2 separate regions of the Homo sapiens genome follow, and region 2 is linked to region 1. Evidence: read pairs that join two places in POLR2A ChIA-PET (ENCODE). Cell type or tissue: MCF 10A. All regions are shown on one strand. Each heading gives the region's core, and the rest is flanking DNA. Links, peaks and the distances in the headings are about the cores only.

Region 1 (5,384 bases), core at 292-5,291:
CTGTGGAACACTCCCAGCTGGCCCCACCTCGCCCAAGGGTGCTGCATTTACCCTCAGTGCACTGGGCTGTTCTAGGGCATGGTTCTGGGCTTGCAATCACAGGGGAGGCCTGGATGAAGCCTGTGTTCTCCTGGGTGAATTTCCTGAGGTCTTTACAAACACTGCCTGTCCCCACCTGGCCCAGTGTCACATGAGACAGAAAATACCACCCACTCCTTTCACCACCAGCTCTGACTCTGTCCCTAGCAGGTAGCTCTTGGAATCCTCTGATAACCCTGGGCTGCTGCCATGCCATGGCCTGGGCACAGTGGAGCCTTATCCAAAAGATCTAGCTGCTTCCACCTCATACCAGGGGCCTGCCCCCAACCCCTAAAACTGTACAAGTATGCAAGGAAATACGTGCAAGGATATATGTGACGGCATTGTTAGAAGAGAGCTGCAAAGCAGAACAAAGCTGTAAATAACCTGAACGCCCGCTCACAGAAGATTGGTTCAGTAAATGCAGCACATACTAGTCAGGGGACTACTAAGCAAGAAGCAAAGGAATGGAATGGACCTGTACGTAATGATATGGTCAGACAGCCAAGATATATTATTAAGTAAAAATGTAAGTGGCAAAACAGATCTCAACTGTGTACTTTTAAAAATGCTTATATATGTGTAGAAAATTCTGGAAGAATGGCTAGAAACCCTTAGTCCTGGTTGCATCTAGAGAATAGAACTGAGACTGAAGGGAGAAAGACTAACTTCTTAAGTGTGCCTTCCTCATTGTTTCCATCATTTCCCCTCTAGAAAGTATATTTAAAAGCTGGTGTAGTGGCCAGGCGCGGTGTCTCACGCCTGCAATCCCAGCACTTTGGGAGGCTGAGGCAGGCAGATTACTTGAGGTCAGGAATTCGAGACCAGCTTGGCCAACATGGTGAAACCCCATCTATAGTAAAAATACAAAAAATTAGCTGGGTGTGGTGGCGCATGCCCATAATCCCAGCTATTTGGGAAGCTCAGGTGGGAGAATCACTTGAACCTGGAGGCAGAGGTTGCAGGCACCCGAGATTGTACCACTACCTTCTAGCCTGAGTGACAGAGTGAGACCCTGTCTCAAAAAAAAAAAAAAAAAAAAGAAAAAGAAAAAAGAAAAAAGTAATAGGTGGGGCGTGGTGGCTCACGCCTGTAATCCCAGCACTTTGGGAGGCCGAGGCGGGCAGATCACCTGAGGTCAGGCGTTCCAGACCAGCCTGGCCAACATGGTAAAACCCCATCTCTACTAAAAATACAAAAAATCAGCTGGGCGTGGTGGCAGGTGCCTGTTATCCCAGCTACTCAAGAGGCTGAGGCAGGAGAATCGCTTGAACCTGGGAGGCGGATGTTGCAGTGAGCTGAGATCCCGCCATTGCACTCCAGCCTGGGCAACAAGAGTGAAACTCCATCTCAAAAAAATAAATAAATAAAATAAAAAAATAAAAATAAAAAGCTAAATAAATAAAAATAAAAATAAGAGCTAGTGTAAAAAAGTGTAAGTTCAGCATCCATTCTCTGTTTTTTTAGAGATAGGGTTTGGCTCTGTCGCCTAGGCTGGAGTGCAGTGACACAATCACAGCTCACTGTGGTATTGAACTGCTGGGCTCAAGTCAACCTCCAGCCTCAGTTTCCTGAATGGCTGGGACTACAGGCATGTGCCACCACATCCAGCTATTTTTTTTTTTTAATTTTTATGTTGTAGAGATGGGGTCTCATTATGTTGCCCAGGCTGGCCTGGAACTCCTAGCCTCAAGCGATCCTCCTGCCTTGGCCTTCCAAAGTGCTGGGATTACAGGCATGAGCTACCATGAGCCACTATGCCTAAGGCTGGGTGTGGTGGCTCATACCTGTAATCTCAGCACTTTGGGAGGCTGACGTGGGTGGATCACCTGAGGTCAGGAGTTCAAGACCAGCCTGACCAACATGGTGAAACCCTGTCTCTACTAAAACTACAAGAAAATTAGTCAGACGTAGGGGCAGGTGTCTGTAATCCCAGCTACTTGGGAGGCTGAGGCAGGAGAATCATTTGAACCCGGGTGGCAGAGGTTGCAGTGAGCCTGGCCTCAGCATCCGCTTTTTTTTTTTCAGACGGAATTTTGCTCTTGTTGCCCAGGCCAGAGCGCAATGGTGTGACCTCAGCTCACTGCAAACTCTGCCTCCCGGGTTCAAGCAATTCAGCATCCATTTTTAAAGCCCTTAATTCCCTTTCCTGGAGCAGCACTATCTAAATGTTGGCTTTGGGCCTCTCATTACCAAGCTCACACAAGGTCTCTGGAGACAGAGCCCCACGAGAACCTGCTCCATCTTCTTGGCTTGCAGACCTAGAATTAGGATGGGGGCTTTTCAGACAATGTAGTGCTCACAACAAAACCTATGTCTGCAGTGACCAAAAGAAAACATCCTCTTCTCTCTCTGACTCACCCCCTCTGGGCTCAGCACGTCTTGTTCTCCTCTTTGATCTCGTGCCATGTTGGCCCAGGTTGTTCCTCCGACTGTTGCTTTGCTTCCTGCCATTCTGTGCGCTCGAGTTACAAAGTTAGCCTACTCCAGAGTGGTATCTGAGCCACACCCAGATTAGACGTTTTCATGTCTGGACTACCAAAGGGGGACACAAACCTTTAAGGGGGGACACAAACCTTTAAATGATGTCCGTACAATCTCTTACCTTGGGGTTCAGTGCCGTCTTGCTTTCGTGAAGTCATTTGATACCTTATTGTGTCATCTGAACACAATTCTATCATCTGCTGTAAATGTTAAAGTAAGCCAACAGCACACAAGGTTGATAAGCTTCTGGTCACACAAGACTTTTTCATCTCTCTTTTCTCTCTTTTTCTCCTGCTAGCAGAGTCTTGATCATCTGTTTCTCTACATTTCAATGAGAGTTAGTTAGGGATGGGTGAAATTTGTACCATTAGTCCCAAGATGAAATCTTGTTAAAATCAGAGACTGGGCTGGGCGCGGTGGCTCATGCCTGTAATCCCAGCACTTTGGGAGGCCGGGGCGGGCGGATCACGAGGTCAAGAGATCGAGACCATCCTGGCTAACATGGTGAAACTCCGTCTCTACTAAAAATACAAAAAATTAGCCTGGCATGGTGGCAGGCACCTGTAGTCCCAGCTACGCAGGAGGCTGAGGCAGGAGAATGGCGTGAACCCGGAGGTGGAGGTTGCCGTGAGCTGAGATCACGCCACTGCACTCCAGCCTAGCGACAGAGCGAGACTCCGTCTCAAAAAAAAAAAAAAATAATCAGAGACTGACACGGAAGGTTGAAGTGGTGATAGATTGAAAAAGGCTGAAAGATTCAGGAGGGTGATATTATTTTTATGTGTGGACTTAAATTCCACATGATACCCTGTAATTCTCCTCAAGCTAATTCCAGTTTTGTGTCTACCAATTTCCTCTGATTAGTTCTTGTAAATCTTGATTCATGGATAGGACAGCCACAGAATTTCTTTGCAAAGTAAAGGTCCTGTCTTCCATTTTAAGTATCCTTTTAGTCTTTCATCCCCTGTGTAAAAGTTACAAGTTTGTCATGAATTCCTTAGAAATGTTGGGCCGGGCACGGTGGCTCACACCTGTTATCCCAGCACTTTGGGAGGCCGAGGCCAGCAGATCATGAGGTCAAGAGATCAAGACCATCCTGGCCAACATGGTGAAACCCCGTCTCTACTAAAAATACAAAAAAAAAAAAAATTAGCTGGGCATGCTGGCAGGTGCCTCTAGTCCAAGCTACTCAGGAGGCTGAGACAGGAGAATCACTTGAACCTAGGAGGCGGAGGTTGCAGTGAGCCGAGATCGTGCCACTGCACTCCAGCCTGGCAACAGAGCGAGACTCCATCTCAAAAAAAAAAAATGTTTAAGTATCGCATACATATATAACCCAATTTGTAAATATTAGCATAATCCATGCTTAGATCTTGGTTTTTAGATGATAACAATAATGGTGATGATGACGTTGATACTATTACTAACAGCCAACTTTTACAGTGTCATTGCACTTTGTAGGTTCTGTCATTTATTTATTTATTTATTGAGACATTCTCGCTTTGTCACCCAGGCTGGAATGCAGTGGTGGAAACCCCTTATAAAACCATCCGATCTTGTGAGACTTATTCACTACCACGAGAACTGTATGGGGGACCCCCCTCATGATTCAATTATCCCCCACTGAGTCCCTCCCACAACACATGAGAATAACGGGAGCTATAATTCAAGATGAGATTAGGGTGGGGACACAGCCAAACCGTATCACACCCCTTTCAGAAACCGACAAACATGTGTATGACTAGAAGAACTTCTGATTGGTGTAAAAGTAATCGATGTTTCTGAACTTAATTGTATTTTCATGAATTTAGAACTGTTTTCCTGAGAAAAATTCCTGTTTTCCCTTTAGTAATCCCCTTGATTCGCCTCTGCAGACACGTGGGATGACCAACCACCAGGTGAGAGTCTTGTCCAGTCTCCTCAATTTCCACCTTTTATCATCTGGTTGTTCAACATTAGCCCACAGTGTGAACATCTTCATTTGAGGCTCTTTCTAAAACGGTTGCTGGCTCCCATGGTGTGCTGTAATTACTTAACAACCAGCTCTTCAAGGAGGGGAAGGGGGCCCTGATTTGTTATCATTGACTGATTTCTGTGCTGTAAATACTCCCACTGTGGCCAGTTCTAGCTACCAGATGTACCGATATTGAGGGTGGAGGAGCACACCATTTTACAGCTGACGAAAGCGGCCTCAAGAGTAAAGTATAATAACACAAGCAGGACATGATGGAGTCGGAGCATTTATTACCTTTTAAAAATATAACTTAAGGCTGGGCACGGTGGCTCATGCCTGTAATCCCAGAACTTTGGGAGGCTGAGGTGGGCGGATCACTTGAGGTCAGGAGTTCAAGACCAGCCTGGCCAATATGGTGAAACCCTGTCTCTACCAGTGCACTTCAGCTTGGGCAATAGAGCAAGACTTTGTCTCAAAAAAAAAAAAAAAAAGAAAAGAAAAGAAAAAAAACAGGCCAGGTGCAGTGGCTCACGCCTGTAATCCCAGCGCTTTCAGGGGCTGAGGCAAGACGACTGCTTGAGTCCAGGAGTTCAAGACCAGCCTGGGCAACATGGCAAAACTCTATCTCTACACGAAATATTTTTTAAAAATTAAAAAAAAGAACAGTGCCTGGCAAATACTAAGTGCTCAGAAATATTTGTTATTTTAACTAAAAGATAAAAGCTTGAAAGGCAGAATGGCCTTAAAAATGGTGGTAAAACAAAAATGTTTGAGAAATGAAAGCTGGCATGACACCAGGCTGGAGTGTAACACATGGAATTTGTATTTCAACCCGTTTCCTTCCAACAAAGTGCAGTTGTGACCCTGT
Region 2 (5,384 bases), core at 252-5,251, 74 kb after region 1:
AAAGAAATGAAGTACTGATACATGCTGCATTGTGGATGGACCATAGTAAGTGAGCGAAGCCAGACACAAAAGGCCACATAGTGTGCAATTCCATCTATAAGAAATGTCCAGAATAGATAAAAGCAGATTGATGATTGCAAGGAGCTGAGGGAGAGGAGAATGGGGAGCAGCTGCTTCATGGGTTTGGCATTTTATTTTGGGGCAATGAACATGAAAGAAAGAGGTGATTGTGCAACATTGTGAATGAACTACACACCCCTGAATTGTTCACCTTAAAATGGTAAATTTTATGTAATGTGAATTTCACCTCAATAAAGAAATTAATAACTCCCAGCTAATAAATGACTTGACTCTGCCTGATTTGATTCATAACTGAAAAATGAATATAAATGGATTGTGATTTACTAGATTTGGTAATTTATTTTAAATGACATAGGGAAGCTAGATAAGAAACAAAAATAGCTGTAACTTTATGCTGGAAATTCTTACTCTCACTTTAAAACCTAGGCCCAAAACTTGATGTTTTAAATTTACAGAATTACGGGTTTTAGTTTTATTCTTAGCCCTGTGACATTTGTGAAAATTAAGTGAATCATTTTTTTCCTCTGTATAAATTAGAGCTCCTTTAAAAATTCACTTCACTCACCTCACAAAAGCTACAACGAATAAGAGACTGAATAAAAGGTAGATATTCTCTCCATGTGAAACCCTCTAGGTGTGAAGGGCAAGTGAGATACATACCTTTCTCCTCTCCATTCAGTCTGTGTGCCACCTGTGGTGGTAAATCGACTTCAGTGTACTCGTAGATCCGTAATTTATAAACAGAAAAGAACACATCACTTTGTCTTTTACCCCTAAAAGTACATTGAATGACAATAGGGTGATGTGCTGTTTCCTTATGGTAGATGCCCAGGAGCATCTTACCTGCTTTTGGGGCAGCTGGCACAGCACGTGCGAGGGGTTTGGGTTTTCCGAGTCACGGGTGGTTTCTGTATCCTGGGGATGCATACAGAAATCCTCTTCCTGAAGGTCAGTGGGTTCGTATAAAGTGGTGATACAGTTAAGGGAGGGGCATGGGGAAGAGGGTCACCTGAGGAGGAGTCTGACTAGTCTCCCTCATCTTTCTTCCCTGCCCTTATTGATCTCTTTGTCTTTTGCTGTGGTAGAATGAGTGAGAACTGATGAGTTAGGGTGATCTGGGTTCAAATTCTGGACCCATGATTAACTTGAGTCCAGAAGAGATGGAGAAACAAATATTCACTTTCTGTGTATGTAAAACAGAGTTCTCACCTACTTTGCAGTACTGTTGTGTGGATTAAATAGCATTTGCCAAAAAAAAAAAAAAAAAATCTAGGGTAGGGTGCTTGATACAATTAGGGGTGAAATTAATGTTTCCTCCACCGTAGCGCTTTTGACCTGTTTTGTCTGCTTAGAATTCTTTTCTGTCAGATATCCCACTGAATTAACTCTCACCTTATTTAGTTTTGTTTTGCTTTGTGTTTTTCCCTAAGTCTCAACTTTTCAGTGAGGCCTTCCCTAAGTGCCACACTTAATATTGAAACCTGTGTGTCCTCCTCCCCATTTCCAGTCTTCCTTACCGTGTTTTCCTGTAACACTTATCATCTTTAGTTTATTATACATTTACATATTTAATGTTTTATTGTTTATTGCCTGACTCTCTGCAGTCCAGGATAAGCCCTCCTTGGGCAAGAATGTTCGCTTGTGTTCGTTCACTGTTCTCAAGTGCCTAGCACAGTCCTGGCACGGGAGCAGGCACTCTGCAAATACCTGTATAGTGAGGGAGCCCCACCTGAAAGACCCACTGAGGTAGAATCTCCGAGATGGGCTTTAACAAAAGCTCCATAGGTGATCCTGACAGTGTTACCGCTTAAGAATCACTAGTTTAGAGTGACGTATTAGGAAGCCTAATTCATGCAGCAAATGTTTATTGATTAGCTGAGATGAAGACTTAAGATGGAATGCTGGTATGCCAACATTTCACAGATGAATGTAAAATGTCACTCAATTTGTTACTTTTCTGTTGCACAGAGAATCAGACCTTTTGATGATATTTGGGAGGGTGTGAGCAAAATGCTAAATATGAAACTTTCTTTGTCATCAACACTATATACATCTTACTGAATAATTTTGAATGATTTAAATTCAACTATGATAAAGTCTTGTTTCCATATGTACTTCTTGATTAGATATTATCAACCTGTTAAACTTTAAGATGTAAAGTGGCAGGTTTTGCTTATGATTAGTTTTTTTAATTTAAAAAAATTGAAATACTAACCCATGAAATATATTTTTATAGTAATCTGTATTTTGCAGTGGAGTTTTAAAAAGGTGAGGTCTTTCATTTTATTGATAACTACAAATAAATAAAAAGCATTTATTTTTTGTTTAAAAAAATTGAGTGTCACATTGAGTCTGAGATTGAAAAATGAGGAAGAGGGAGTATTGTAGAAGTTGGGGAAAGAGTTTCAAGAAGGAAGTAGTGCTTATCAATTTGAAATGTCATAGAAGGTCACATTCAGATTGCAATTAAAAAGGATCTGATGGATTTGACCGTAAGGAGCACCTGTTTCACTCTAGGTGAGGAGCAGAAGTCCTACTGTAGTGGGTTAATAAAGAAGTTGAGGATAAAGAAGTAAAGGTGTGATATGTGAGTTCTGCTTCAGAAGCATTTTGAAAGAGCAGAAGCACCTGAGGATATTTATTTTTGGCCGGTCAGCAGCTAGAGGGAGGATGACTAACCGGTGAAGCAAGGCCCCTGGAGACGGCAGAGGTAGAGATCGGCACAGATGAGCAGGAGGTTGACAGATAGGAGAATAATTGTGTCTGTTGATAGCTTTATCAGGTGGTAAGTATGGAGGGATCATACCCCTTTTTTCATTCTGAAACGGGAGAGTCAGTCATTTGCTGGGAATGAGGAGCAGCAGGGCCATGGTAGAAAGCTTAGGAAGAGCCTGATAGTGTTAGTCTGTTATGTGTTGCTATAAAGGAGCACTTGAAACTGGGTAGTTGATAAAGAAAGATTTATTTGGCTCGCAGTTCTGCAGATGTACAAGCATGACACTGCCATCTGCTTGGCTTCTGGTGAGGCCGCAGGAAGCGTTTACTCATGGTGCAAGGTGAAGGGAGATCAGGATTGAAGAGAAGGTGCCAGGTTCCTTTAAACAACCAGCTCTCTTGTGAACTAACAGAATGAGAACTCACTCATTACTGTAGGGTCTGTCTGCTCCTACGATCCAGTACCTCCCATGAGGCCCCACCTCCAACACTGGGGGATCACATTTCAGCATGATATTTGGAGGGGACAGATATCCAAACCATATCACTGTTAGGAATAACACTGAAAATCCTAAGGAAATTGAACGCTCAAACAAAGAATTCTTAGTAAAGCAATTTTACTTCTGCGCAGAGGGGTGTCTCCTTGGCCAGTCGCCATGAGAGCACACCTGAATAAAGGGGCACGAGAGCCTTTATTCCTGACGCAAGTCCTGCCCCTGTATGCTTTCCCCGTTGGCTGGGGTCGGATTGTACAATCTAATCCCAGTTGGCTAAACGTTTGATTTTTTTTAGATAAGGTAGGCACGTAAAAGCGGAGAGGAAAGGGAAAGGGGCGTCTAATGAGCTAGAAAGTTCTCTTTCCAAATAAGGAATGTGAGCTGGTACTGATAACGCCTGGTACTGTGGTGTGCCTGGGCATCTAACAAAGGCAAAAAGGAAAAAGGAGGAAAAGGGAAAATTTGGGTGGGGCACCATGAATTAAAGAGTAAAAGATTGATCAGATTATTCGAAGAGAAACCTCATCATATCCCACATCACTGATGATGGGGGTTAAGAACAGGAGATGAGAGACTCATAAATCAAGGATCCTGGTCCTTGTTTGCTAACTGAAAGTATGTGAAAGCTTTGTGGAGTGTTAAAGTGATTTAAGGTGGTTTTATTGTTTTAATTATCATCACCTTGCAAAGACACTTTACAATATGATCTGTAGATATGGCTTTTTTTTACACTAGTTATATTCAGTGACTAGTTATATTCAGCATCTGAGTGTATGCCCTCATCACCTTATTTTATTTAGACAAAGGTTCTGTCTTCCTGGTTGGATTGAGGACCTAGTCACAAATGTCAGATATTTGGGGAAACACTTGTCTTACTACCACAATTAGAAAAGATGCATTACTCTGAAGATGTAATTTTTAAAAATAATGCTCCATTTCAGAAGGTGAAGTTGAGGAATGCTTCACAGGGCAAATGATGTTTAGGGTCTGTCTTGAAATTCATGTATGAGTTTGCCATGCAACTTAGAGGGTATTCTAGGGAGTGAGTAGACTGTGCAGAGGGGCAAGAAGGAACCCTGAAAATCCATTTCATGTTTGGGCTATGAGGGGGTTAGGTAAGTCTAAGTGTATGTCGAAATGGGTCATAGTGAGAGAAGAGCCTGGAAAATTATCTTGGGATAGCCGTGTGGGACCTGGAATGGTGAGATTTTGGATTTGATCTCAATTTTAGCATAGGAAGGAATGATAGCAATCAGGATAGCTTCCTCCCATGACTGGAGAAGCTTGCTGGAGACCGCTTGCTGGCTGGTCGCTGCCAGAGCTGGCTGCGGACCTGAGACAGCACTTGTCTGAGGGCTTTTCCCAGGAAATGCGGTGTCTATTGAGCAAAATGAATTCACAGAAATTCTGTATCTGATATCAGTTGTATTTTTCTTAAGTATCATATGGTCTGTATTTTAAAATTTATAATTGATTTACTAAACCAAGGAGGTTTCCTGGTTATTTTTGGCTTTTGAAGTAGGAATACACTTCTGTTGGTTGCCACAAGATGGCATTGGCCTCAAAGTTTCTCTGTTAGATGTGTTTTTGGGTATTTAGTATTTTTTTTTCCTGCTTTTAAAAAATATTTTCTTATATTTATTTTTACTTTCTTCCAATATTAACTTTAATAGAACTTTAATATCCATTCTATCTCTAATATTAGTGAAGTTCTTTTTTCCTTTGCCAATTTATCCTTTTAAAATCTTTTAAAAAGTTAGGTGTTTCTTGTAGAAAATAAAAATGTTTCAGAAATGTGTAACTGAGAAGGTGAAAGCACCTTATAATCCCTCTTTCCTATGGGATTGTTACATGTTATGCTGGATTTTTTTGTACCTCTGTATAAATATGCATTTGGTGGGGGGAGAACATGTTTTACATTTATTGTCCATGCTTTTCTTCATTATTTTGTTGACTTATTTTAGATATTCTTCCATATTAGTACCTATTAAAGCTATCTTTTTTATGACAAAGTAGTGTTTTAAATATTAATAGTACAATACTGTTTAATAGTTTTCTGTTTTTTATTACTATAATTTATTTAATCTTTAC

Evidence for each region. ChIA-PET counts read pairs that join two places held together with the same protein. Peaks named below come from ENCODE experiments on the same cell type or tissue, not always from the same donor. Only the 100,000 strongest peaks of a DNase experiment are listed, where the experiment ranks them.
Region 2: POLR2A ChIA-PET joins it to region 1 with 5 read pairs; 1 of 35 experiments calls an interaction of 5 or more read pairs at or near these places.

Annotation. Positions count from the first base shown.
Region 1 is chr7:156,900,804-156,906,187 of GRCh38, reverse strand. LOC102723795 (a long non-coding RNA gene) reads right to left here. Exons shown (of 4, transcript XR_928253.3): 3 at 2,684-2,883. Among named protein-coding and RNA genes, the nearest start is that of LMBR1, 10 kb to the right of the region's middle. In MCF 10A, for the core only: no CTCF peak of the experiment used is centred there; a DNase peak (open chromatin) is centred at 2,477.
Region 2 is chr7:156,827,241-156,832,624 of GRCh38, reverse strand. All of the region lies in intron 3 of LMBR1 (limb development membrane protein 1), which reads left to right. Among named protein-coding and RNA genes, the nearest start is that of LMBR1, 63 kb to the left of the region's middle. In MCF 10A, for the core only: a CTCF peak has its summit at 4,838 (motif pointing right); a DNase peak (open chromatin) is centred at 2,754.